2 separate regions of the Homo sapiens genome follow, and region 1 is linked to region 2. A link is an interaction called in ENCODE POLR2A ChIA-PET data of the cell type or tissue named here. Cell type or tissue: IMR-90. All regions are shown on one strand. Each heading gives the region's core, and the rest is flanking DNA. Links, peaks and the distances in the headings are about the cores only. Region 1 has its middle 30 kb from the start of NPEPPS. Region 2 overlaps KPNB1-DT (KPNB1 divergent transcript).

Region 1 (16,574 bases), core at 2,015-10,014, 130 kb after region 2:
TGATCTTGGCTCACTGCAACCTCACCTCTGGGGTTGAAGCGATTCTCCTGCCTCAGCCTTCCCGAGTAGCTGGGATTACAGGCACCTGCCACCATGCCTAGCTAATTTTTGTATTTTTTTCAGTGGAGACAGGGTTTTGCCATGTTGGCCAGGCTGGTCTTGAACTCCTGACTTCAGGTGATCCACCCACCTCGGCCTTCCAAAGTGCTGGGATTACAAGCGTGAGCCACCACACCTGGCCTAATTTTTGTGTTTTTAGTAGAGATGGGGTTTCCCCCATGTTGGCCAGGCTGGTCTTGAACTCCGGACCTCAGGTGATACACCTGCCTCGGCCTCTCAAAGTAGTGGGATTACAGATGTAAACCACTGTACCTGGCTGAGGTTTGTATTTCTTTTTCTTTTCTTTTCTTTTTTTTTTTTTTTGAGACAGAGTCTTGCTCTGTCGCCCAGGCTGGAATGCAGTGGCACGATCTCAGCTCACTGCAACCTCCACCTCCTGGGTTCAAGCGATTCTCCTGCCTCAGCCTCCTAAGTAGCTGGGATTACAGGCGGGCGCCACCACACCCAGCTGCTTTTTGTATTTTTAGTAGAGACCAGGTTTCACCATGTTGGTCAGGCGGGTCTCAAACTCCCAACCTCAGGTGATCTGCCCACCTCGGCCTCCCAAAGTGCTGGGATTACAGATGTGAGTTACTGCGCCCGGCGCAGTTGATTTAAAAAAAAAAAAAAAACTAAATGGGCTGGGCATGGTGGCTCACGCCTGTAATCCCAGCACTTTGGGAGGCCGAGGTGGGCACACTTGAGGTCGGGAGTTCGAGACCAGCCTGACCAACATGGAGAAACCCCATCTCTACTAAAAAAAAAAAAAAAATTAATTGCACAGGTAGGAGTAGGACTGGTGTGACAGTATCTTGTGTGAAAAAGGTTCAGGTCTCACGAAACCCAATGCAGTCAGAGTTTCATGAAAAGACACACTGTCAGATCCAGAGAGAGAATAGTCTCCCTGCATTTTAAACTGACTGGTTCTGACTGTCCCATATTAAGAAAGATATTGAGGGCTGAGTGTGGTGGCTCACGCCTATAATCCCAGCACTTTGAGAGGTTGAGGTGGGCGGATCACCTGAGGTCAGGAGTTGGAGACCAGCCTAGCCAACATGGCGAAACCCCATCTCTACTAAAACTACAAAATTTAGCTGGGCACGGTGGCACACACCTGTAATCCGAGCTACTCGAGAGGCTGAGGCACAAGAATCGCTTGAACCCAAAAAGCGGAGATTGCAGTAAGCCGAGATTGCGCCACTCCAGGCTGGGTGACATAACGAGACACCATCTAAAAAAAAAAACAGGCCAGGTGTGGTGGCTCACACCTGTAATCCCAGTACTTTGGGAGGTTAAGGCGGGTGGATCGCTTGGGGTCAGGAGTTCGAGACCAGCCTGACCAGTGTGCTGAAACCCGTCTCTACTAAAAGTACAAAAATTAGCTGGGTCTGGCGCCTGTAATCCCAGCTATTCGAGAGGCTGAAGCAGGAGAATCACTTGAATCCAGGAGGCAGAGGTTGCAGTGAGCCGAGATTGCACCAGTGCACTCCAGCCTGGGCGACAGAGTGAGACTCCCTATCTCAAAACAAACAAACAAAAATCAAACATTAAAAAGAAAGAAAAATATTGAGGAACTAGAATATGCCTAAATATGAGATCATATTTGAAAAAGATCTCATAACTTTACCAGGTGAGAAAGAATTTGATGGAGTTTGGAGATATTATTGATGGGGAAGAGAAGACTAATGTCCTCAAACAGGTATAATAAGGCTGACAATATAAAACTGTCAATGTTCAACTGTTTTGATCTATAAAAATAGCAATTTCATTTGGTTCAACCTAATAGAAGAGGATGTAGACTTATTTTTTAATGCTGCAGAGGGCAAACCAGAATCACTGGGTGAAAGAGGGAAGCAAATGTTACATCAATATAGGAAGGAATTTGTCACAATCGGATGCTCAGAAACAGAATTAAGTACCTTACAAAGATCTAGGTTCTTTGTCTGAGAGAGCCCAGGCAGAGCTGGGTGACAGTGTGTTGGGGATATTTAAAATATTCCGCATTCAGTGGGAGACTCTCCATGATCCAGCCTGCATTTGCACCCCGGCCAACTGGACCCCACAGTACAGGGACAACATACCAGACCACTTAGGGCACCCTGGCCATCCCAAGTTCCCAAGTTGTTTTACACTGCCGTGTCTTCATGCATGTCAATCCCTTTGCCTAGAATATTTATTTATTTATTTTTATATGTTTTTTATTTTTTTTGAGACGGAATCTCGCTGTGTCGCTAGGCTGGAGTGCAGTGGCGCGATCTCGGCTCCCTGCAACCTCTGCCTCCCGGGTTCAAGAGATGCTCCTGCCTTAGCCTCGTGAGTAGCTGGGACTACAGGTGCATGCCACCACGCCCCACTAATTTTTGTATTTTTAGTAGAGACGAGGTTTCACCATGTTGGCCAGGATGGTCTCGATCTCTTGACCCCATGATCCGCCCACCTTGGCTTCCCAAAGTGCTGGGATTACAGGAGTAAGCCACCGCACCTGGCCAGATTTTTATTTTTATTTATTTAATTAATTAATTTATTTATTTTTTGAGACAGAGTCTCACCCTGTTGCTCAGGCTGGAGTGCAATGGCACAATCTCTGCTCACTGCAACCTCCGCCTCCCGGGTTCAAGCAATTCTCCTGCCTCAGCCTCCCAAGTAGCCGGGATTACAGGCACACACCACCATGCCCTGCTAACTTTTCTATTTTTAGTAGAGATGAGGTTTCACATGTTGGCCAGGGTGGTCTTGATCTCTTGACCTCGTGATCCGCCCACCTCGGCCCCCCAAAGTGCTGGGATTACAGGCGCAAGCCACCATGCCCAGCCCCTTGGCTAGAATTTTATTTCTCCCTGCAAATTCCTGCTCATTTTAAGTGTGACTCAACTCCAGTGTGGCCCCACCTGAATTCTCAAAACGGTCTTTCATGCTGTCCTCTGCACCACCTTGTACCTTGTGCTTACTTCTGTAGTGGCTGTTATGGTTCTTTTGTTATTTTTGGTGTATTTTTCTCTTTCCTACCAAATATAAGCTGCTTGTGGACCAGAAACATTTCTCTTTCATTTTTATATTCCCCAGTGATTTCAGCAATATCTGCTACATGGCAAATACTCAACGAAAAATTCATTAAATGAATGAGGTTCGATATTTTGATTTTATATATATGTAACATCAAAAAGTTATAAATAAAAATTTTGAATCAAATATTATTAGTTAATAAAAAATTAATGTCTTTACTATGTGTGATGCACGATGATATTTTCTATTCTATATTCATTTTTTTAAATGTAAGTCATGACCTAGATTCCAAAATTAACTTGGGTTCCCAGCCTTATTCTGAAAAACACTGAACTGTATGGTCCACAGCAGGGATTTGAATGGAAGGTATGATCATGGAACCCTTTGAGAACCCAATGGAAGCTATGGGCCTTCTTGCCAGAAAGATGCATACGTGTACTAAAATTGACATTCAATTTCAGGGGCTCCTTGGACCCACCAAACTCCTTCTGAGAATCACAGGTTATGAGAAAGTTCCTTCTAACTCTATGATCCTATTTTTCTGAGAAGTATTAAAAAGTAGTTGGGCCTGCCTGGACAACCTGGTGAGACCCTGCCTCTACAAATAATAAAAGATTAGCTGGGCATGGTGGCATGTGCCTGGGGTTCCAGCTACTTGGGAGGATGAGGCAGGAGAATTGCTTGAGCTCGAAGTCAAGGCTGCAGTGAGACGGTGCTATGATTGTGCCACTGCACTTCAGCCTGGGAAACAGAGCAAGACCCTGTCTCAAAAAAAACAAAAAAAAATTAGGTAGCTGGGAGCTGGGCACGGTGGTGAGTACCTGTAGTTCCAGCTACTCAGGAGGCTGAGGTAGGAAGATCTTTTGAACGCCAGGAATATGAGACCAGCCTGGGAAATATAGCAAGAATCTCTCTAAAACAAAACAAAACAAAAAGTATTAGAAGTAGTCTTGGGGCTGGGTGCGGCGGTTCACACCTGTAATCCCAGCACTATGGGAGGCCAAGGTGGGTGGATCACTTGAGGTCAGGAGTTTGAGAGCAGCCTGACCAACATGCTGAAACCCCGCGTCTATTAAAAATATACAATTACCTCTATTAAAAATACAAAAATTAGCTGGGCATGGTAATGCGTCTGTAATCCCAGCTACTCGGGAGGCTGAGGCAGGAGAATTGCATGAACCCAGGAGGCGGAGGTTGCAGTGAGCCAAGATCACGCCACTGCACTCCAGCCTGGGTGACGGAGCGAAAGTCCATCTCAAAAAAACCCCAAAAAAGACCTAGTCTTGGAACCTCAAACCTCTATTAATCATCTATAGGGAGAGCACAAATTTGGAGGGGAGCTACATAAAGAACAAATAATGGAAAGAAAATTTTGAGGTGAGACAGGTAGGATAGATACGTACATGTGAAAAATCAAAGAGTGAAGAACAAAAGAAATCCCGACTAAGGGTTAGGTAGAGGGGAGAGGTGTGGCAATGCTGACCCAGGTTTTCAGGCCTGCAGTATCTGATTTTCTTTTCAGACTATTAGGCTTGGGATTGCAGCCCTGTAACGTTCTTCTTCCCTCCCTATGGCTCCCTCTCTCTTCCTCCCCTTTAGGCAGCCCTTATGGAAACTCTGAAACTCTTTCTCTTTTCTTCCAGATGGGGAGCTCTGGCAGAAAGAATGTTCTGGCCTGTGTGCAATGACTCTGTTTTCTCTGCCAACAGATAAAGCTAAAATCTGCTTTCTTGGAAACCAGCTAATGTCTTTAGAAGCATGACCCTAGTTAAGGAGAGACTGGGACCTTTTTTTTTTTTTTTTGAGATGGAGTCTCGCTCTGTCGCCCAGGCTGGAGTGCGGTGGCGCGATCTCGGCTCACTGCAACCTCTGCCTCTCATCTTCAAGCAATTCACCTGCCTCAGCCTCCCGTGTAGCTGGGATTACAGGTGCCGGCCACCAAACACGGCTAATTTTTGTACTTTTAGTAGAGACTGGGTTTCACCATGTTGGTCAGGCTGGTCTCAAACTCCCGACCTTAGGTGATCTGCCCGCCTCAGACTCCCAAAGTGCTGGGATCATAGGCGTGAGCCACCGTGCCCAGCTGAGACTGGGATCTTTTTTTTGAGACAGAGTCTCTGTTACACAGAGTGCAGTGGCACAATCTCGGTTTACTGCAACCTCCAACTCCCAAATTCAAGTGATTCTCATGCTTCAGCTTCCCGAGTAGCTGGAATTACAGGCGTTTGCCACCATGCCTGGCTAATTTTTGTATTTTTAGTAAAGACAGGGTTTCACCATTTTGGCCAGGCCGGTCTCGAACTCCTGGCCTCAAGCAATCCACCTGCCTTAGCCTCCCAAAGCCCTGGGATTACAGGTGCGAGCCACCACACCCAGCCCAGATGGGGACCTCTGAATAAAGGGAGGGTAAGAAAATAATTTTCAGCATCTACTGGTACAGTGACTCATAAAGATATGAGGATCTTGAACAGCAACAAATGATTTAAAAATGGAATATTCTGTCTCTGAGATCTAACCTTAGGATCACATTGGTCTTCTTTGAATCTAAGAATAACATCTAAAGTGTTTTTGGCAACCCGTCCAGGAGGCAACAAATATATATCTCACGTTTTCTACAGGACAAACTGTGAAAGAGATACATGTGAAGCCCAGAAGCATCACAGAATCAGCTTCCTATCCAACCCTCAGGAATTTGACAATTACAAGAACTTTGGTAAAGTCCAGAAAGCCCAGGACATTACTGTAGTCCATAAGTAACTAAGCTGAGGGAAAGAATGGAATTTGGGGTGGGGTTAGGAAACCTGAGTTATGTCCCTAGTTAGGCCCCTGATTCACTGTGTGATAATCACCAGTCACTTCCTGGTTCAGTGTTTCAGTCCCTTCCCCTGCCCAAGTAAAATAAAATAATGATTTTATTCTTTTTTTTGAGAAAGTTAAGCATGATTGTTTCTATAGAGAAATCTGGAAAGTAGCCAATCTCTTAGTGTAGCTCTATGGGATGATTTTGGTCATTTTATAAGCAATGTAACCTGTAAACCTCCTGGTTGTTGTTGGGACCCTCAGAAGGGAATGAGATAAATAGGTAGTCTGCTTTCCTCCTGCGTCTTCTGTCTAGGATGATACTGTTGTGTTGCTAACAGAGGGCCCTGGAGAGAGATTTAGGAGATAACTGGGTAACACCCAACTAGGTCAGGGAATGAGTCAGGGCTCAAGGACTCGATACCAACCTCTCCCACTCCTGCCAGGAAACCTCTGGGTGAGACAGATGAGAGAGAAGCCGAGGGGCGGGCCTCACGGCTGCCTGCCCTGGGTCCTCTGGCTTGTGGTTTCACCCTGGTTTGCCCTGCAGCAGCTGTAACGTGTCTGCTGACACGCAAGCCCTGGACATGGCTGTCCCTCCCCCTTTCCCAAACTTCTGCTCAGTTTCAGAAACAGATGGCACATTCCACCCCAGAAGTGACTGTTGGAGAGATGAGAGGAAAAAGGCAGAGCAGAGCTAGGTGGAGATGTGACACTTCAGAAAGCACAGGGCAAAACACCATACATGAGACTTTTCATCCAGGAGGCGAGTAGGAAGTAGAAACTAAACTCACCTCCAGAGAAATCAGGATGGGAAAAGGGCAGAACCACATGGCTGGGCTGTTGCAGATGACAGAACACAGCTGAAGGATAAGGCTGGGGTGTGCCCTGCAGCGCTAGCCTGGAAACCTGCAAGCCTTAAGAGCAAAATGACAAAAGGTCACGTCTCTTGTTTGGAGGTATTCAGTGCCTGCAAATCCATCTTTCTCTCCTCAACATCTCAATTCCCAGTTTATAATAGGCCAGTGCAAAAACGGTTTTAGGCACCTACAATCTACCAAGTTACCTGTTTCCATATATGATTTTACTTACGTTCACAACTCCTCTATGAGGTAAGTTCTCTGCATTTCAGTGTACCCATCTGTGAAATTATCTCCATTCCACAGATGGGTTTGCACTGAAATGCAGATGACTTAAGTAATTGGCTAATAAAGTTTGGAAATAGTGGAGCAAGATCTACATCAGTTGCCAGAGCCCCCACGAATTTCATTATGCCAAGCTTTCTTTGATTTGAAGTAATCAAAATGAAGAAAGCAAAATGATGTCCAAATAGTAGAGACTTCTTAAAAGCTTTTCAAGGGGCCGGGCGCGGTGGCTCACACCTGTAATCCTAGAACTTTGGGAGGTTGAGGCAGGCGGATCACCTGAGGTCAGGAGTTCGAGACCAGACTCAACATGGGGAAACCCCGTCTCTACTAAAAATACAAAATTAGCCGGGCGTAGTGGTGCATGCCTGTAATCTCAGCTACTCGGGAGGCTGAGGAAAGAGAATTGCTTGAACCTGGGAGGCCGAGGTTGCGGTGAGCCGAGATCGAGCCATTGCACACTAGCCTGGGCAACAAGAGTGAAACTCCGTTCTCAAAAAAAAAAAAAAGCCTTTTTTGAGATGGAGTCTCGCTCTGTCGCCCAGGCTGGAGTGCAGCAGCGCGATTTCGGCTCACTGCAAGCTCCGCCTCCTGGGTTCACGCCATTCTCTCGCCTCAGCCTCCCGAGTAGCTGGGACTACAGGCGCCCGCGACCACGCCCGGCTAATTTTTTGTTTTTGTATTTTTAGTAGAGACGGGGATTCACCACGTTAGCCAGGATGGTCTCAATCTCCTGACCTCGTGATCCGCCCGCCTTGGCCTCCCAAAGTGCTGGGATTACAGGCGTGAGCCACCGCACCCGGCTGAGCAATTTTTTAAAATTAATTTTTTTTATTTCAATAGCTTTTGGGGTACAAGTGGTTTTGGTTACATGGATGATTTGTATAGTGGTAAAGTCTGCGATTTTAATACACCAGTCACTCAAGTAGTGTACACTGTACCCAATATGTAGTTTTTTATCTCTCGCCCACCTCCCACTGGTAGTGAGGAATTAATGGAGATCCCTGAATCTCTCAACATAGGTATTTAAACATCCAGGAATTGGGTTTACACAGGCCTCCCTGCAGTCTGAGATCCGGTGCAGCCTTGGTACCCTCTAGTGGAAGTTTTCTGCATTCGCACAGCTTCCCTGTTTCCAATCCCAAAGAGCTGAGAAGGAAGCCTTCACCCAGCCACAGGAGAGCATCCCAAAAGAATGGTCAGCTGGAAGATAGACTTTTTTTGTTGTTTTTTTTTTTTTGAGATGGAGTCTTGCTCTGTTGCCCAGGCTGGAGTGCAATGGCACGATCTTGGCTCACTGCAACCTCCGCCTCCCAGGTTCAAGCAATTCTCCTGCCTCAACCTTTCAAATAGCTGGGACTACAGATGCACGCCGCCATACCCGGCTAATTTTTTGTATTTTAGTAGAGATACGGTTTCATCATGTTGCCCAGGCTGGTCTTGAACTCCTGAGCTCAGGCAATCCACCTGCCTCGGCCTCCCAAAGTGCTGGAATTACAGACGTGAGCCACCGTGCCTGCCCGGAAGGTAGATTTTTGTATAGCAGGGTCATGCAGGGTAGAGGAAGGAATACAGACTAGAGAAAATGTGTGCCAAGCACTTGGTTCACAAGGGACCCCCAAAATGAGTCACTGTCAGTATATAAATGAGCTTAGGCCTTTGTACATTATTAATAGGGGCTCAATATACATAACACAGGACTGGAGGCCTTTAGGGCTCTAGAGGGAGACTTTTTTTGAGACGGAGTATCGCTCTGTTGCCCAGGTTGGAGTGCAGTGGCATGATCTCGGCTCACTGCAACCTCCACCTGCCGGGTTCAAGTGATTCTCCTGCCTCAGCCTCCTGAGTAGCTGGGACTATAGGCACATGCCACCACGCCCAGCTGTATTTTTAGTAGAGATGGGGTTTCACTATCTTTGCCAGGCTGGTCTCAAACTCCTGACCTCGTGATCCACCCGCCTTGGCCTCCCAAAGTGCTGGGATTACAGGTGTGAGCCACTGTGCCCGGCTGAGACTTTTTTTTTTTTAATGGAGAAAATTAGTGATCAGAGAACAAAGTGACTTTGGGCAAAGCGATTTGCCAAAGGCCAAAGAGCAAATCAATGTCGGCAATGGTGGTACTAGAATCCATATCTCCTGTCTCCCAATCCAGAGGTGTTTCCACTCTATCGCACTTCCTTATTTGTGGTTGACTGATTTTAGCCATAAATTGGTGTGCATACAAGGACATAAAGGTTGTAGGTATAACAAGGAAATTGTTTCTGCCTTCATCTGCCCACAATCCATACATTTTTCATTCTTTCATCCAATAGGCACATTTATAGAGTGCCTATTCTTGCCACACTAGGCATTGCTTTTCAAGTTTGTGGACCCTTTTACAGGGTACTCCAGCATATGAGAAGAAGTTCCCAGGCTACTGGAACCCCATGCCTACAGCCCTCCAAGGCACTCCTGGAGCTTCTTTCCCAAGTTTCTAGCACTAAATTGTTAGGTTTATTTCTGTCTCCCTCCCCCTGGAGAGGTAATCCCTGGGAATGGAAGTGGGTTAGAAACAGATTACTCTGATCCAAGGGCTTTGCTCTCTCCTCCCTAAACGTGGTGTGGGAGGTGGGGGATGTGGGGAGTTGAAAATAGCCTGAAATTCCCTTTTAGGATTATTGCTTGATTTAGCCATCTGGGGTGAAAGTGGAGCAAGAAGAGGTGAGGGATTAATTCTAGACCTAGCTTGAGCAATGGGATGCATGGGCTTCTTTTCTGGCTCAGCCAAGGTGAGCAAGCAACATCTCTTCTGAAACCTGTCTTTAGAATAAGGAATCTAGGGCAAGCAAGCAGAAAGAGGTAAAGGAAAAGGATTTGTCCCCAGCAGCAGGGGTGAGTGGAAGGATAGATGGGAAAGAACAGCAGCTAAGAGAAGAAAGACCTTCAGCACAGGAATAAGGAATGACTTTTGGGCTTGGAAGCTACCTGCATTTCAGTGGTCTTAGCTTCAGCAAAGGCGAGAACTGCTCTCTAGGGGAAGAGAGCTAACGCTCAGGGCTTCCTGTGGACTTCTTGTTCATCCATCCAACAGGAACTCTCCTGCTTTAGGCACGCTGCACTGGGGTGGACTCTGGGGGCAGGGATGTTATCTGTGTCCAGCACAAAGAGCAGTTACACTTTCCAGGTTTCTGCTAGGCTCCTTATATCCCTTTCAGGGCTATGATGGGGCTTGGAAGCAGTAATTATAACTAACCAGAGTGGGACCATATATGAATTCACTTTATGAGTTAATAACGATTCTACTTAAATTCTACTTAATAACCCCCTTCCTTTCTTACTTTTTTTTTTCCTTTGATACAGAGTCTTGCTCGGTCGCCCAGACTGGAGTGCAATGGTGCGATCTCGGCTCACTGCAACCCCCGCCTCCTAGGTTCAAGAGATTCTCCTGCCTCAACCTCCCGAGTAGCTGGGACTACAGGCACATGCCACCACAGCTGGCTAATTTTTGTATTCTTAGTAGAGATGGGGTTTCACCATGTTGGCCAGGCTGTTCTTGAACTCTTGACCTCGTGACCCACCCACCTCAGCCTCCCAAAGTGCTGGGATTACAGGTGTGAGCCACTGCGCCCAGCCCCCAACTTTTTCTTTTTTTTTTGAGACGGAGTCTCGCTCTGTCGCCCAGGCTGGAGTGCAGTGGCACGATCTCAGCTCACTGCAACCTCCAACTTCCAGGTTCAAGCGATTCTCCTGCCTCAGCCTCCTGAGTAGCTGGGGCTACAGGCATGCACCACCACGCCCAGCTAATTTTTGTATTTTTTAGTAGAGACAGGGTTTCACCATGTTGTCCAGGATAGTCTCAATCTCTTGACCTCGTGATCTGCCCGCCTTGGCCTCCCAAAGTGCTGGGATTACAGGCGTGAGCCACCGCGCCCGGCCAATAACCCCCTTTCCATAGGTGAGGAAAAAAGGTGAAGCTAAGATGTAAACTCAGGCACTATAGCATTCTTAACCACTTTCACTATGTGAAAGCCATATACAGTCAACTCGAGTGACAAACAAGCTCTAATAATATTGCTAGCTAAAGATCAGCTGAAGCCGAGCGTGGTGGCTCACGCCTGTAATCCCAACACTTTGGGATACTGAGAGGGGAGGATTGCTTGAGCCCAGGAGTTTGAGACTAGCCTGGGCAAAATGGCAAGACCTTGTCTCTACAAAAAAAAAAAAAAAAAAGCTGGATATGGTGGCATGCTCTTGTAGTCCCAGCTACTAGGGAGACTGAAGCAAGAGGATCCCTTGAGCCCAGGAATTTAAGGCAGCAGTGAGCTGTGATGGTACCACTGCACCTCAGCCTGGGTGCCAAAGCGAGACTCCATCTCTAACTAACTAACTAATTAACTAAAGCTCAGTTGAGAATATTTCTTAGAAAGTCAGGATCCTTGTTTCTTCTACGGCACCTTATTTTGGACAATTCACTTATTTTGCTCTCCATAGTCTCACTTTAGGGAAGGGAAGTACAATATAAATACATGGCAAGCCTGGTACTTGCTTCAATTCTAGTATCATATTGTTTAGAATTGGGTTCTTCCCAGATCTCCAGAAGAATTTTCCTGGTTCAAATCAGCTGTGCTTCTCCTAGAAAGTAGGTCACTACGCAGAATTTCTGAAGTTTCCATCTCTGATGTCATCTGCCACTGGGAGGGGAAAAAATGTAAGTGTGTGCTCCACTGCTTACATAGGAAGAGTCTCATTCTCTTTGGTCTCCATTTATTTATTTATTTTTTGAGACAGAGTCTCACTCTGTCACCCAGGCTGGAATGCAGTGGCACAATCTTGGCTCACTGCAGCCTCTGCCTCCCAGGTTCAAATGATTCTCATGCCTCAGCCTCCCAAGAAGCTGGGACTACAGGCTCATGCCACCATGCCCAGCTAATTTTCGTAATTTTAGTAGAGATGGGGTTTCACCATGTTGGCTAGGCTGGTCTCGAACTCCTGGCCTCAAGCAATCCGCCTGCCTCAGCCTCCAAAAGTGCTGGGATTAGAGGCGTGAGCCACCACACCCAGCCCTCTTCGGGCTCCATTTAGAAATTTCAATAGGACAACAAGGGATTCCAGTAACCCACTTCACTGGGAAAAACAGGAAATCAACTTTTCCTTCTGCCTCATTATATTTCTTTCCTTCTTTTTTTTTTTTTTTGAGATGGAGTGTCGCTTTGTCGCCCAGGCTGGAGCGCAGTGGCCAGATCTCCGCTCACTGCAAGCTCCGCCTCCTGGGTTCATGCCATTCTCCTGCCTCAGCCTCCCTAGTAGCTGGGACTACAGGCGCCTGCCACCGCGCCCGGCTAATTTTTTGTATTTTCAGTAGAGATGGGGTTTCCGTGTTAGCCAGGATGGTCTCGATCTCCTGACCTCGTGATCCACCCGCCTTGGCCACCCAAAGTGCTGGGATTACAGGCATGAGCCACCGCGCCCGGCCTGCCTCATCATATTTCAACTGGAATTCTTCACATCTGCTTATTGTATAAATAAATATTGGAGTGTCTACTATGTGCAAGAGTGTTCTTTGCAAGACTGAGCCCCTAACAATCGATTCCTTCCTCTACTTGCACAATGAGTTCTCTTCTCTTGCTCCCATCATCGTGACAAGATCTTTTTATCTTGCTTTTTCTGAAATGTGAACTACGAAGATTGTAGGATTAAGAAATACCCTTTTTGGCTGGGTATGGTGGCTCATGCCTGTAATCCCAGCACTTTAGGAAGACGAGGCAGGTGGATCACCTGAGGTCAGGAGTTCGACACCAGCCTGACCAACACGGTGAAACCCCATCTTTACTAAAAATAGAAAAAATTAGCCAGGCTTGGTGGCGGGCACCTGTAATCCCAGCTACTTCGGAGGCTGAGGTAGGAGAATCACTTGAACCTGGAGGCCGACGTTGCAGTGAGCCAAGATCGTCCCACTGTACGCCAGCCTGGGCAACAAAGCGAAACTTCATCTCAAAAAAAAAAAAAAAAAAAGAAAAGAAATATCCTTTTGGTGTTACTTCTCTAGCAGACAGCTCCCAATTTTCTTCTCTCTCTCTCTCTTTTTTTTTTTTTTGGGCGGGGGGACTGAGTTTTGCTCTTGTTGCCCAGGCTAGAGTGCAATGGCATGATCTCGGCTCACCGCAACCTCCACCTCCCGGGTTCAAGCAATTCTCCTGCTTCAGCCTTCCGAGGAGCTGGGATTACAGGCGTCCGCTACCATGCCCGGCTAATTTTTTGTATTTTTAGTAGAGACGGGGTTTCTCCATGTTGGTCAGGCTGGTCTTGAGCTCCTGACCTCAGGTGATCTGCCTGCCTCAGCCTCCCAAAGTGCTAGGATTACACACGTGAGCCACTGTGCCTGGCTAGCTCCCAATTTTCCATGAAGCTGATGAGGTAGGAAGATATGAATTTTCCAAAACAGTAGCTCATCAAACAACAACAAAACTCACTTATAGCTCATCTCTAAGCAATTAAATGATATTGACTCCCCTATCATTATTTCATCCAGGCTGATATGGAACAAGTTTGTATTAACTGAGAAACTGATCAGAGGGTGGGCAGAGATGATGTGGGATGTGTTGGCTACTGTGTGAGGCTAACATAAAACTCAATGGTGGAGGAAGTAATCTAAGATAAATTATATTAATGTTCTGCATTAATCAATAATCTTGGCCAGGCGCGGTGGCTCACGCCTGTAATCCCAGAACTCTGGGAGGCCGAGGCAGATGGATCACCTGAGGTCAGGAATTAGAGATCAGCCTGGCGATGTGGTGAAACCCTATCTCTACTAAAAATACAAAAATTAGCCAGGCATAGTGGCAGGCACCTGTAATCCCAGCTACTCGGGAGACTGAGGCAGGAGAATCGCTTGAACCCGAGAGATGGAGGTTGCAGCGAGCCAAGATTGCGCTATTGCATTCCATCCTGGCTGACGAGTGAAACTGTCTCAAGAGAAAAAAAAAATCATGTTTTATTTTGTAGGGATTAGAGTAGATGGACAGGAGTCTGTTAAATAATCAGATATAGCTTATTTAAATGCTTAATAACATATATTCTATTTTTTTCTTTTTTCTTGTTTCCCTATGCTTCTATAGGCACTGAATAGCTCTGTTGCCCAGGCTGGAGTGCAGTGGTGGGATCTTGGCTTACTGCAACCTCTGCCTCCTGGACTGAAGCCATCCTCCCACCTCAGCCTCCCCAGTAGCTGGGGCCACCATGCCCAGCTATTTTTTTTTTTTTTTTTTTGAGACGGAGTCTTGCTCTGTCGCTCAGGCTGGAGTTCAGTGGCACAATCTCGGCTCACTGCAAGCTCCGCCTCCCAGGTTCACTCCATTCTCCTGTCTCAGCCTCTGGAGTAGCTGGGACTACAGGCGTCTGCCACCATGCCCGGCTAATTTTTTTGTATTTTTAGTAGAGACGGGGTTTCACCATGTTAGCCAGGATGGTCTCAATCTCCTGACCTCGTGATTCGCCTGCCTCGGCCTCCCAAAGTGCAGGGATTACAGGTGTGAGCCACCGCACCTGGCCTAATTTTTTAATTTTTTGTAGAGATAGGGTTTTGCCATGTTGGGCAGGCTGGTCTCGAACTCCTGGGCTCGAGGGATCTAACCCACTTCCGCCTCTCCAAGTGCTGGGATTACAAGTGTGAGCCACCCCACACGACCCCACATACTCTTCAACACATACATACAGCACTAATTTCATGACACTATTAATGTGTCGTGCTATAGGTTCAATACTGTGGCTGGAACTTGTAGGGAAATACTTACCACAGAAGAATGTACGATATAGCTGCGAAGTCAAGCTTTAAAAAACGCCTGTAATCCTTGCACTTTGGGAGGCCGAGGTGGGCGGATTGCCGGAGCTCAGGAGTTGGAGACCAGCCTGGGCAACACGGTGAAACCTCGTCTCTACTAAACTAGAAAAAATTAGCCGGGCATGGCAGCGTGCACCTGTAATCCCAGTTACTCTGGAGGCTGAGGCAGGAGAATCGCTTGAACCTGGGAGGCAGAGGTTGCAGTGAGCCGAGATTGTGCCACCGCACTCCAGCCTGGGTGACAGAGTGAGACTCCGTCTCCAAAAACAACAACAACAACACGTGATCTCCAAACCCAAAAGCAATCTTTCAGTTCCTCTGATAGTCCCCAGCACTTTGCTTCGACCTTTGTAGCAATTCCACTTCAGCCTGAAATTTCTTGTATGTACAGCCTGTAGCTCCTAACTTATTGCAAAATATTGTAGATAAGAACTCTGTAAGCTGTAATTGGCAGAATAATAACCAACGGCTAAGTGTGGAAAGTGTCTGCCTTTCAGCAACGTTTACGCTACTGAATTTACCAGGGTGATCCCAACATCACGAATCCTTTAACAACTCAACATGAAGCAGCACGTAGCAGTTACCTGCATGGGTTCTGGAATTAGGCTGCTTAGATTCGAATCTCGGTTCTGCCAGTTATCACCTATCTAACCTTAAGTAAATTACGTAATTGCTCTGTGACTCTTTTCCGAAATGACAAATCACAAATGTTTTTGTCAATTCACGTGTCTTCTGCTTTAGTAAACATAGTAGAAGATAGTAGTCAATCTCTTTTTTTTTTTTTGAGACAAAGTCTTTCTCTGTCACCGAGGCTGGAGTGCAGTGGCGGGATCTCGGATCACTGCAGCCTCCGCCTCCTGTGTTCGAGGGAGTCTCCTGCCTTAGCCTCCCAAGTAGCTCAGACTACAGCCGCCTGCCACCAAGCCCGGCGCTCTCTTGCTGGCGCATGACAACCGTGCGTTCCACCCTACGACTAATTTTTTTTTTTTAGACGGAGTCTAGCTCTGGCTGGAGTCAGTGGCGCGATCTCGGCTCACTGCAACCTCTGCCTCCTGGGTTCAAGCGATTCTCCTGCCTCAGCCTTACAAGCAGCTGGGACTACAGGCGCGTGCCACCACGCCCAGCTAATTTTTGTATTTTCGTCATTTTGGCCAGGCTGGTCTCGAACTCCTGACTTCAGGTGATCCACCGGTCTCGGCCTCCCAAAGTGCTGGGATTACAGGCGTGAGCCACCGCGCCCGGCCTCCTTTTCCTTTTTTAACTAATGGAATAAACGGCAATGTGCCAAGCATACAGCAATGCCCATTCCCGGCCTTCAGAAAGCCTCGGGCGCAGGCGCAGCTCGCGTTCAAGCGCTCTCTCGCTGGCGCGTGACAACAGTTGGTTCCACCCTACGCCCAACATTGTCTCCCTGCGCACGCGCGGCCGTACTCCGCCCGCCTTACTCCACCCTCCCCCACTCCCGCGAGCACGTGCGCGTCCTCGCGGCTCACATTTCGGCGGAGGGCGCGCTCCCTGGAAAATTCCACTCCTGTGCTAGCTCCACCCTATGCGGCTTTTCTCCTACCCGACGCTCTTCACTCTCAGCTCCCTTCCCGGCGGCCTTTGCGGGAACAAGATGGCAGCCCTCATACCTCAAGGGTTCTCTTGTTTATCGAGGGTTTTGGGCTGGTGGTCTCGGCAGGTGGGTAGGGACGGGGCCGATAGGACCC
Region 2 (11,384 bases), core at 3,385-11,384:
TAAGTTTGAATGGCTGCATCCTAGTCTATCAAGAGGATAAACAATAAACTAATGTAACCAGTCCCTTGTTATTGGGCATATGGGTTGTTGCTGATATTTATTTGAAACATAACTGTTTTTGAAATATAATTTACATGCAGAAAGTGCACCAATTTTAAGAGTACAGTTTGGTAAGTTTTGACAGATGTATAAACCTGTGCTACCACTACCACAGTCAAGATACTGACCATCGGATCACCTTTGTTCCTTTCTGTGGTAATGTGCTGGAGCTAGCTAGTACCAGCTCAGGAGAGCCAAATATGTACATCTCTTCCCAAATCTACATTAGTAACATCGTATTAGTAGCTCAAAGTTGGTCATGGTGGGAGTATTTACACCACAGAAAACAGTAAGTACCACAAATCCAGGCTTTTTCTTTCTTTCTTTTTTTGGGAACCAATTTACCAGCACCATGACTTACACTCCTTTGCAATCAACCTCCTACATCCTACAGCCACAGTCTACTTGTGGACATTATTTTATTTTGTGTTCTCTAGAATTTTATGTAAGTAAAATCGTGCCATATGTACTCTTTGGTGCTTCTTTTGCTCCGTGTGTTTTTGAAATGAAGCACATTGTTATGCATAGCAGTAGTTCATCCCTTTTCATCGTTTTCCATTGCATGGATGTACCACACATTTATTCATTCATCTGGTGATGGACATTTGGGTTGCTTCCATTTGGGATTACTATAAATAAACTTGTCATAAATATTTATGTGCCAGTCATTGGATGGACAAGTTTGAATTTTCTTGGAAAAATAGCTAGGAGTAGAGTTGCTGGGTCATATGTTAAGCTTATATTTTTATATAAGGAGCTGCTAACCTGTTTTCCAAAGTGGTTTGAGACAGGATTTTGCTGTGTTGCCCAGCCTGGAGTGCAGTGACCTACAGCCTCAACCTGCCCAGCCAATCTTCTCACCTCAACACCCCAAGTAACTGGGACCACTGGTGCATGCCACCACTCCTGGCTAATTTTATTTTTTGTAGAGACAGGGTCTCACTGTGTTGCTCAGGCTGATCTTGAACTCCTGGGCTCAAGTGATCCTCTCACCTTGGCCTCCCAAGGTGCTGGGAATACAGGTGTGAGCCAATGCACCCAGTCAGTCTTGTCTTTTTAGTTTTAGACATTCTAGTGGGTGGATGTATAGTGTTATCTCATTGTGTGTATTTTTAAATTGCCTTTATTGTGGTATAATATATTTTTTAAAATGCAGGTTTTAGGTTTCTATGCTAATCTGATCACCATCACAATCAAGATAGTGAACATTTCTATCACCACCAAAAGTTCTTGTGTCACTTCCAAACGACTCTCCTCCTCCACCTCCATCTCCAGGCAACCACCAATCTGTCCTCTGTCATCATAGATTGGATTTGTCTCTTTTTTTTTTTTTTTTGAGGCAGGGTCTCACTCTGTCACCCAGGCTGGAGTGCAGTGATGCAGTCTCGACTCACTGCAACCTCCATTTCCTGGGTCAAGCAGTCCTCCCACCTCAGCCTCCTGAGTAGCTGAAACTATAGGAATGTGCCACCATACCCGGCTAATTTTTGTGTTTTTTGTAGAGACAGGGTTTTGCTATATTGCCCAGGCTGGTTTCAAACCCTGGACTGAAGTGATCCTTCTGTCTCAGCCTCCCCAAAGTGCCGGAATTACAGACATGAGCCACCACGCCTGGCCAGATTTGTCTTTTTTTAGACTTTTGTATAAATAGAATCATAAAACATGTACTATTTTTGTGTCTGTTGTCGTTTGCTTAGTGTGAGATTCATCCAGTTGTTCCATGTATCAATAGTTTGTTCCTTTTTCTTGCTGAGTAATATTCTGATGTAGGAATTTGCCAGAATTGGCTTAGTCATTCTCCTGTTTATGGACATTTGGATTATGTCTGGGGCTACTATGAATTAATGCTGTTTTGAACGTTTTTGTGTAAGTCTTTGTGTGGACATCTGTTTGTTTGTTTGTTTTGAGACAAAGTCTCACTCTGTCATCCAGGCTGGAGTGCAATAGGGTGATCTCGGCTCACTGCAACCTCAGCCTCCCGAGTAGTTGGGATTACAGGCATGTGCCACCATGCCTAGCTAATTTTTTTTGTATTTTTTTGCAGAGACGGGGTTTCACCATGTTAGCCCAGCTGGTCTTGAACTCCTGACCTCAAGTGATCCACCTGCCTCAGCCTCCCAGAGTGCTGGGATTACAGGCATGAGCCACCGTGCCCAGCTTGGACATGTGCTTTTATCTTATTTCCACCTAGGAGTGGAAATGCTAGGTCATATGGTGCGCATATATTTATAAGAAACTGCCTAACTCTTTTCCAAAGTTGCTGTATTACTGTACATTTCTACCACAGATGTTTGAGAGTTTTAGTTGCTCCACATTTTCATAAACACTTGATATTGTCAGTCTTTTTAATTTTAGCCATTCTAGTCATAGTATTTCATTATGGTTTAAATTTGCATTTCTATGATGACCTAATGATGTTGAACATTTTTTTTTTTTTTTTTAGATGGAGTCTCACTCTGTCACCCAGGCTGGAGTACGGTGGCATGATCTCGGCTCACTGCAAGCTCCGCCTCCCGGGTTCACGCCATTCTCCTGCCTCAGCCTCCCTAGTAGCTGGGACTACAGGTGCCCACCACCACGCCCGGCTAATTTTTTGTATTTTTAGTAGATGCAGGGTTTCACTGTGTTAGCCAGGATGGTCTTGATCTCCTGACCTCATGATCTGCCCGCCTCGGCCTCCCAAAGTGCTGGGATTACAGGCTTGAGCCACCGCGCCCGGCCAATGATGTCGAACATTTTTTACCAGTCTACTGACCATCATATATCTTATTTTGTGAAATACCTGTTTAAATATTTTGCCCATTAAAAAAAAAATTGATCTAGGCCGGGTGCAGTGGCTCACACCTATAATCCCAGCATTTTGGAAGTCCAAGTGGGGTGGATCATCTGAGGTAAGGAGTTCAAGACCAGCCTGGACAACATGGCGAAACCCCATATCTATTGAAAATACAAAAATTAGCTGGGGGTGGTGGTGTGTGCCTGTAATCCCAACTATGATGCCTAGAACAGGACAAAACAAAATCTAAACTTTAAACAGAGGATACATATTCTCAGAGATATAACAATGTTGTATCAATGAAATAAGAACAGGTTTTTTTTTAAAAAAGAACATTGGAGAATAAAACATCTAAAAAATATGATAACCATTAACTTTAATCAATGAGTTGGAAGATAAAATTGAGAAAATAGCTTTTTAAAAAACCCTAAAAGCCAGAAAAATTTTTTAAAAACTAAAGGTGGCCCAGTAAGACTAATACTCAATTAAGAAGCATTACAGAGGGCCGGGTATGGTGGCTCACACCTGTAATCCCAGCACTTTGAGAGGCCGAGGTGGGCAGATCACAAGGTCAGGAGTTCGATACCAGCCTGACCAACATGGTGAAGCCCCATCTCTACTAAAAATACAAGAATTAGCCGGGCATGGTGGCGCATGCCTGTAATCCCAGCTACTCGGGAAGCTGAGGAAGGAGGATTGCTTGAACCCCCGAGGCGGAGGTCACAGTGAGCCGAGATTGCGTCAGTACACTCCAGCCTGGGTGACAGAGTGAGGCTCTGTCTCAAAAAAAAAAAGAAGCGTTATAATGATATGGAACATAGAGAAATGGAGAGAAAGCAATCATCAAAGGAAAAATTCAAGAAGTCATCTCAGATCTGAATGGCCTAGATTTCCAAAATGAAAGGCCCACTGAGTATACAATGTAATGGATGAAAATGTTCATTCAGACATATTATCATGCAGTTTCTGATCAATGTGTTAATAGAGGATCCTAAAACATAGAAAAAGCAGGTCACATTCAAAGGAACAGCGATGAGAATGGCATCATGTTTCTTATTAGCCATGCTGAAGGATAATGTAGGAATGTTTTCCAATGATTTATGATATATAATTTTATAAATTATTTAAATTGTGAATTCAGTAGAGTAAGCATATTTTCAGGGCCAAGTATAGTGGCTCATGCCTGTAATCCCAAGCCTTTGGCAAGCTGAGGCTAATGGATCACTTGAGCCTCAGGAGTTCAAGAGCAGCTTGGGCAACATGGTGAAACCCTATCTCTACAAAAAGAAAAAAAAAGGTTTGTGCTTGGAGTCCCAGCTGCTTGGAAGCTGCACATGGAGGATCACCTGAGCCCAGGGAGATAGAGGCTGCAGTGAGCCATGATCATGCCACTGCACTCCAGCATGGGCAACAGAGTGAGACCCTGTCTCAAAAAAATAAAAAATAAAGCATATTTTCAGATACGTGAAATCTTATTTCCTATCCATGTACCCTTTCTCAGGAAACTACTGGAGGATGTGGTGCACCAGAATAAGAGAATAAACCAAGAAACAGGAAGACGTGATCCAGGCAACAGGATATTCCAGTATAGGTGAGAAATAAGAAAGTCTCCAAGATGATAATGAAGGGAAATCCTAGGGTGATAGCTGGCCTGGCAGCAGGCCTAGGGAGCAATCAGTAAGGCTGGAGCCAGAGGACAAAAGCCTCCAGGAGGGAGGTACCCAAGAAATAAGATGAAATGAATACAGGAAAAATCTACACTTTTAGTGAATGATGGAGAATAAATTCATGATTGGAACATAGAAAACTAAGCAAATAAATCCCAATTTTGTTTTTAGGTATAATTGACTCCATGAAATTTTTTTTAACTAACAAAGAAACAAAACATAATCATAGTAGGCTAAATTGCCCAGCGGTGAATAATATATCCAGAGGCATAAACAAAGTGTGTCGATTTCCACCAAGCCCAGCATAACATGGGCTTTCCTCTTTATGGTCCAAGATGGCTACTTTCCAGCCGTCCTGCCTGCACTCCAGCCAGCATGAGTCCTCTTTGTTCCAGCTATCCTGGGTTTCTTTTGGTTAACTAGGAATTGAATTAATGAAATTCAATTAGTAAATTAAAGCATTAAGTTAATAAATGTTTGAATTAAAATATTAGTCTGGGCATGATGACTCATACCTCTAGTCCCAGATACTTCAGAGGCTGAGGTGGGAGGATCAGTTAAGCCCAAGAGGTAGAGGCTGCAGTGAGTATTGTGCCACTGCACTCCAGCCTACATGACAGTGGGAGACCCTGTCTCCAAAAAAAAAAAAAAGCCAGGCGCAGTGGCTCACGCCTGTAATCCCAGCATTTTGGGAGGCTGAGGTGGGCAGATCCTTTGAGGCCAGGAGTTTGAGACCAGCCTGGCCAAGATGGTGAAACCCTGTCTCTACTAAAAATACAAAAATTAGCTGGGCATGGTGGTACACGCCCGTAGTCCCAGCTACTCAGGAGGCTGAGGCAAGAGAATCTCTTGAACCTGGGAGGCAGAGGCTGCAGTGAGCTGAGATCTCACCACCACATTCCAGCCTGGGTGACAGAGCTAGGCTCCATCTCAAAAAAAAAAAAGAGAGACCCTGTCTCGGGCGGAGTTCCAGAACAGCCAGGCCAACATGGTGAAACCCCGTCTCTACTAAAAATACAAAAATGAGCCAGATGTGGTGGTGGGCGCCTGTAATCCCAGCTATTTGGGAGGCTGAGACAGGAGAATCGCTTGAACCCGGGAGGCGGAGGTTGCAGTGAGCCGAGGTTGTGCCGTTGCACTCCAGCCTGGGTGACAAGAGCAAAACTCTGTCTCAAAAAAATAAAGTAAATGCATCACTGAGTATTCAGAACAGCTGGGTTTTGACAGAGTTTCCAGTGATGACTTGTGTGACCTTGGGTAAAGCACTCTCTGGAACTCAGGTCCTTTTCTGAAAAATGGGAGGGTGGAAGAGATGATAATAAAAACATCAACCACAGTGCAGATCACAAGGATGTGGCAGTGCTGTGTAAGTGACTGAATGCTATGTAACCAGCTCAGCCGCCTGAGTAGCTGGTACCACAGACACACATCACCATGCCCGCCTAATTTTTTTTGAAACAGTCTCTCACTATGTCACCCAGGCTGGAGTGCAGTGGCATGATCTCGGCTCACTGCAACCTCCACCTCCTGGGTTCAAGCAGTTCTCCTGCCTCAGCCTCCCAAGTAGCTGGGACTACAGGTGCGCGCTACCACTCCTGGCTAATTTTTTGTATTTTTAGTGGAGACAGAGTTTCACCATGTTGGCCAGGCTGGCCTTAAACTCCTGACCTCAGATGATCCACCCACCTCCACCTCCCCATTGCTGGGATTACAGGCTGAGCCACCGCGCCCAGCCAACCCTGTGGGTAATTTTTAAATTATCTGTAGAGACAAGGTTGTGCTATGTTGCCCAGATTGGTCTCGAACTCCTGGGCTCAAGCAAGGAATCATCCCGCCTTGACCTCCCAAAATGCTGGGATTACAGGCATGAGCTGCTGTGCTGGATGGTGATTTTTCAAGAAAAGCTGGTAATCTGGATTTTTATTTAAAATACCTCGATTTTTTAAAGCTGGAATGGAAATTTTCAAGCAGATTGAGGGTTTTTGGTCTTCCCACCCACTGGCCACATGAGAAAATAAAATAAATAAGTAAATAAAATTTCAAAAAGACTTTGAAAGCATTGTGTAGGTCAAGAAAAAAAATGCAAGTTTGCAACCTCTGGGGTATAGTACTATAGAACATTTAGAGTAGTCAGTGACCTCTCTGGGGAAGAACTGTGTTTAGTTTGTTCTACTCACAGTTAGCAAGAGGGTTGTGGTAATGGTAAATCACATGCCTATCTGGGCAGAAGCTCTGCCCTCCTATACTTGGGTAATGTTTCATATTTTGCAGGCAGAGAGGAAATGGCCCAAAATGAGCCCTTATGTTTCTCCATGGTGACATGTCAGGGCTGGTCTGGAGAGGTAAACTCCAGGTTTCTCATCCATTCTGTGAAATTTGACTACTTGTTGTGCCTACTACTCGGAACCATTGCAAGAATAAAGTATCACATATTTGGAAATAGGTGGAATTTCTCCTAAAGTGTAATAAAGCAGGCACCAATTGGGATGATGATTTTGCCATGAACAGCTCAGAGTGTAACATTTCTGGAATGATGGCAGCTGCTATAAAAGCTGAGCTAGGACCAGCCTGGCTAACATGGTGAAACTCCGTCTCTACTAAAAATACAAAAATTAGCTGGATATGGTGGCGCATGCCTGTAGTCCCAGCTACTCAGGAGGCTGAGGCAAAAGAATTGCTTGAACCCAGGAGGCGGAGGTTGCGGTGAGCGGAGATCGCACCACTGCACTCCAGTCTGGGCGATAGAGTGAGACTGTCAGAAAAAAAAAAAAAAAGAAAGAAAAAAAAAGATGCTGGGCTTGAGCTTTGGCTATAAGAAATCAAGAGGTGGCCGGACGCAGTGGCTCACGCCTGTAATCCCAGCACTTTGGGAGGCCGAGGCAGGCGGATCACAAGGTCAGGAGATCGAGACCATCCTAACACAGTGAAACCCCGTCTCTACTAAAAATAGAAAAAATAAGCCAGGCAAGGGGGCATGCGCACGTAGTCACAGCTACTCGGGAGGCTGAGGCAGGAGAATTGCTTGAACCCAGAAGGCGGAGGTTGCAATGAGCTGAGATCGCACCACTGCACTCCAGCCTGTGCGACAGAGTGAGACTCTGTCTCAAAAAAAAAAGAAAAAAATCAAGAGGCAAGAATGCTTTGGTGATTCTGCTCTGGTGGGTTTGAGAAGGAGGCAGAATGATCTTTTCTGAAAGCGGTGTCAGGGAGTTGGTGTAGAGCTGAGAAATCCACATTGCCATAAATGGTGTGATCCTGTTCCAAAGAGCTGCATTCACCCCCAGGCTTCATAAGTCTCACACTGGAAGTTTCAACTGAAATAAACTTATGACCTTTCCATCAGTTCCCTGGAGCAGGTCAGGGTTTTAGAGGGTATTTCATATTCCCATTATGAGGAGATTTGAACTCTTGGGTTCTATTAAGAAAGCAGCACAACTTCTTATTACTAATAATATAATCTTAGTAGTATTCCTATAATGCTTTATAACTTAAAAAGACCTTTTATTTGTATTATTCTCATTTTGCTCCCTGATAACTATGAGATAACTGTTGTTATTATTCCCACTTTACAGGTGAGGAATGTGATGTTCTCCCATTGTTCCTTAGTTAGAGTCCTGAATATTTTTACTTTTTTTGGAGAATTGAGTCACACTATGTTTCCTAGGCTGGTCCTGAACTCCTGGGCTCAAGTGATCCTTCCACCGTTGCCTCCCTAAGTGCTGGGATTACAGATGTGAGCCACCATGCCTGGCCGAGTTCTGAATCTTTAACAAGGCCCAAGTTCTTGCCAGCCTGGCTCTAGTCTGTTTCTCCAGACCCCTCTTGTACCACTTTCCCAAGAGCTTTCTGTTCTCCTGGGTTTCTTTTTTTTTCCCCAGTATCTTTTTTTTTTTTTTTTTTTTTTTTTTTTGAGACAGAGTCTCGCTCTTGTACTATCTTGGCTCACTGCAACCTCCACCTCCCGGATTCAAGCGATTCTTGTGCTTCAGCCTCTCAAGTAGCTGGAATTACAGATGTGCACCACCACGCCTGGCTAATTTTTTTGTATTTTTAGTAGAGACGGGGTTTTGCCATTTTGGCCAGGCTAGTCTCAAAACTCCTGACCTTGGGTGATCTGTCTGCCTTGGCTTCCTAAAGTGCTGAGATTACAGGCGTGAGCCACTGCACCATGCTGTTTCTTCTGCTAATAAGACTTATTTTATTTTATTTTTTTAAATGGAGTCTCACTCTGTCGCCAGGCTGGAGTGCAGTGCTGCGATCTCAGCTCACTGCAACCTCTGCCTCCTGGGTTCAAGCAATTCTCCTGTCTCAGCCTCCCAAGTAGCTGGGACTACAGGCGTGCACCACCATGCTGAGCTAATTTTTATATTTTTAGTAGAGACAGGGTTTCACCATGTTGGCTAGGATGGTCTCGATCTGTTGACCTGGTGATCTGCTCGCCTCGGCCTCCCAAAGTGCTGGGATTACAGGTATGAGTCACTGTGCTCGGCCGAGTATCCTCTTTTTTTTTTTTTTGAGACAGGGTCTTGCTCAGTCACCCAGGGAGGAGTGCAGTGGCTGGACCACATCTCATGTACCTGAACTTCCTGGGCTCATGCGATCCTCCCACCTCAGTCTCCCAAGTAGTTGGGACTATGGGCGCATGCCACCACGCCTAGCTAATTTTTTTTTTTAAGTAGATACTGGGTCTCACTATGTTACCTAGGTTGGTCTTGAACTCCTGAGCTTAAGCGATCCTCCCACCTCAGCCTCACAAAGCGCTGGGATCACAGGTATGAGCTACTGCACCCAGCCCATCTTGGATTTCTTTTGCTTTTTTTTTTGAGACAGAGTTTTGCTCTTGTTGTCCAGGCTGGAGTGCAATAGCACTGCCTCGGCTCACTGCAACCTCCATCTCCCAGGTACAAGGGATTCTCCTGCCTCAGCCTCCCGAGTAGCTGGGATTACAGGCGCCCGCCACCATGCCTGTCTAATTTTTTTGTATTTTTAGTAAAGACGGGGGTTCACCATGTTGGCCAGGCTGGTCTCGAACTCCTGACCTCAGGTGATCTGCCTGACTCGGCCTCCCAAAGTGCTGGGATTACAGGCGTGAGCCACCGCGCCCAGCCCTCTTTTGCTTTCTTAAATAGGTCTGCTTCCTTCTAACTACAGGCCCGTTGCACATGCTGTTTCTTCTGCTAATAACACTTTTTCTCTCCTCTTTGCCTGGCAACTACTCATCTTTCATGTTTCAGTTTAACATTTCTCCAGGGAGACTTTCCTGAACCTTCAGGCTACTTTGAACTGTCTGGTATAGCACACTAAACTTCCCACTCCAGAGTTGGCACACTTAAAATTACTCATTCGATATCTCTTGTCGCTGCTAGATTGTAAGCTCCATTAGGGCAGAGACCAAGTCTACCTTATTTGATACTGTAGCCTCAATATCTAGTATAATAGGCATTTCCTTCTGCAGTAAAAGCTTTTGCAACTATGTAGTGTCTGCCATCTGAATCCCATAGCCATTGAACAAATCCATCAGAACCTTGCCTTGAATACTGCACTCAGGTTTAATGCTGTGGGGCTTTTCTGATAAGGTTCTTGTGATAACCAAGGTCTTTTGATCAGTGGCCAAAATGCACACCCGTCCCATCAGATAGCAGCCTGTGAGGCTGGAGCACAGTGCTGCTGTATTATTTGATAATGACTAGAAAAGGCTGGTCCCCTTCTCACCAGCCTTCTGTGATGCTTATGTACCAATGAGAACGTTTGCCCAGCATCTTAGTGGGGATGGCTAAGTTTGGATCCTAGAGAACAGGAACATTTAAAGCTACCTAGATTATTCCTATCTCAGGTCTTTCCTGGGTTTAGTGCACACTTGGGGCATTTCTGGATGGATGGCACATTTGTTTTATTTGTTGGAAGCAGTGAGGTGTAGTCACCAAGTTAACAGGGGTAAGCCTAGGAGTCAGGGCAACACAGTTGCTCAGGCTGGCGTGGCAGGTGTCAGCAGGTAAGCAAGCCCCAGTGGGAGGAACGCATGGCCTCATTCAACAGTGTCAGCAAGCTGAAGTCCCTGCACATTGGGAACCTATGAGAAGAATACCCTCACCCCCCTTTTTTTCAAACCAGTCACATCTCTCTTCACCAAAATCTTTGTGAAATTCATCATCATATAACTTCCTGAATCTAGTTAATGGTGATATTAACCAAAATTTGTAGCTCAACACCCAGGCAACAGTGTATAGGATTGCAAGTGTTAGTTCCAAATATAGTGCAGTTCACATCTCCAGTGAGGGAAGTACATTGAGTGAATTCATTACATGAGCCACTTAAACTAATTGAACCAGGAACTTAAAGTCACGTTCTTCAAATGTGTGCAGTCCACAAAACTGGCATTTAACATCAGGAAGTCAGGCTGGAAAACATTCATGAACCAGTGACTCTAAACAAGGAAGAAACACTTCTCAAGGTATGCATTTGCCAGCTGTTACTTTGTTCACAAGTAGTCTTTGGTGATTAGCTTCGTGACTTAGGACACGGGTGGCAGCTCTGAGCATGGCACATTTAGTTTCATACAGCAAAGACTGAAAACACGTGGCACTGGTTACGTGGTCAGACAAGTGAAGGAGGCACAGCCTATCTTCATTACTAAAAATATTCAAAATGCATAGAGTATAAAAACGTAGAGGAGTTTGTAAGAAGAGAGTCACTTTTTTTTCCTTCAATTTTTGGAAAATGAATACGACATGTATTACATTCATGAAAAATAAAATTTTAAATGAATAGGGGTTAGTGATAAAATGTTCTTAGGTGATCAGCAATTTGTTACAAGATTAGTAAAAATGTAACTTTGTTTTTTG

Evidence for each region. ChIA-PET counts read pairs that join two places held together with the same protein. Peaks named below come from ENCODE experiments on the same cell type or tissue, not always from the same donor. Only the 100,000 strongest peaks of a DNase experiment are listed, where the experiment ranks them.
Region 1: POLR2A ChIA-PET joins it to region 2 with 13 read pairs; 15 of 35 experiments call an interaction of 5 or more read pairs at or near these places.

Annotation. Positions count from the first base shown.
Region 1 is chr17:47,492,366-47,508,939 of GRCh38, reverse strand. It overlaps the pseudogene MRPL45P2. Among named protein-coding and RNA genes, the nearest start is that of NPEPPS, 30 kb to the left of the region's middle. RefSeq lists enhancers at 5,723-6,922, 15,876-16,391, 16,453-16,552. In IMR-90, for the core only: a CTCF peak has its summit at 8,121 (motif pointing left); a DNase peak (open chromatin) is centred at 6,518; H3K27ac peaks cover 735 bases.
Region 2 is chr17:47,629,594-47,640,977 of GRCh38, reverse strand. It overlaps KPNB1-DT (KPNB1 divergent transcript), which reads left to right. Exons shown (of 4, transcript NR_171700.1): 2 at 4,377-4,466. Among named protein-coding and RNA genes, the nearest start is that of KPNB1-DT, 14 kb to the left of the region's middle. In IMR-90, for the core only: no CTCF peak of the experiment used is centred there; no DNase peak of the experiment used is centred there.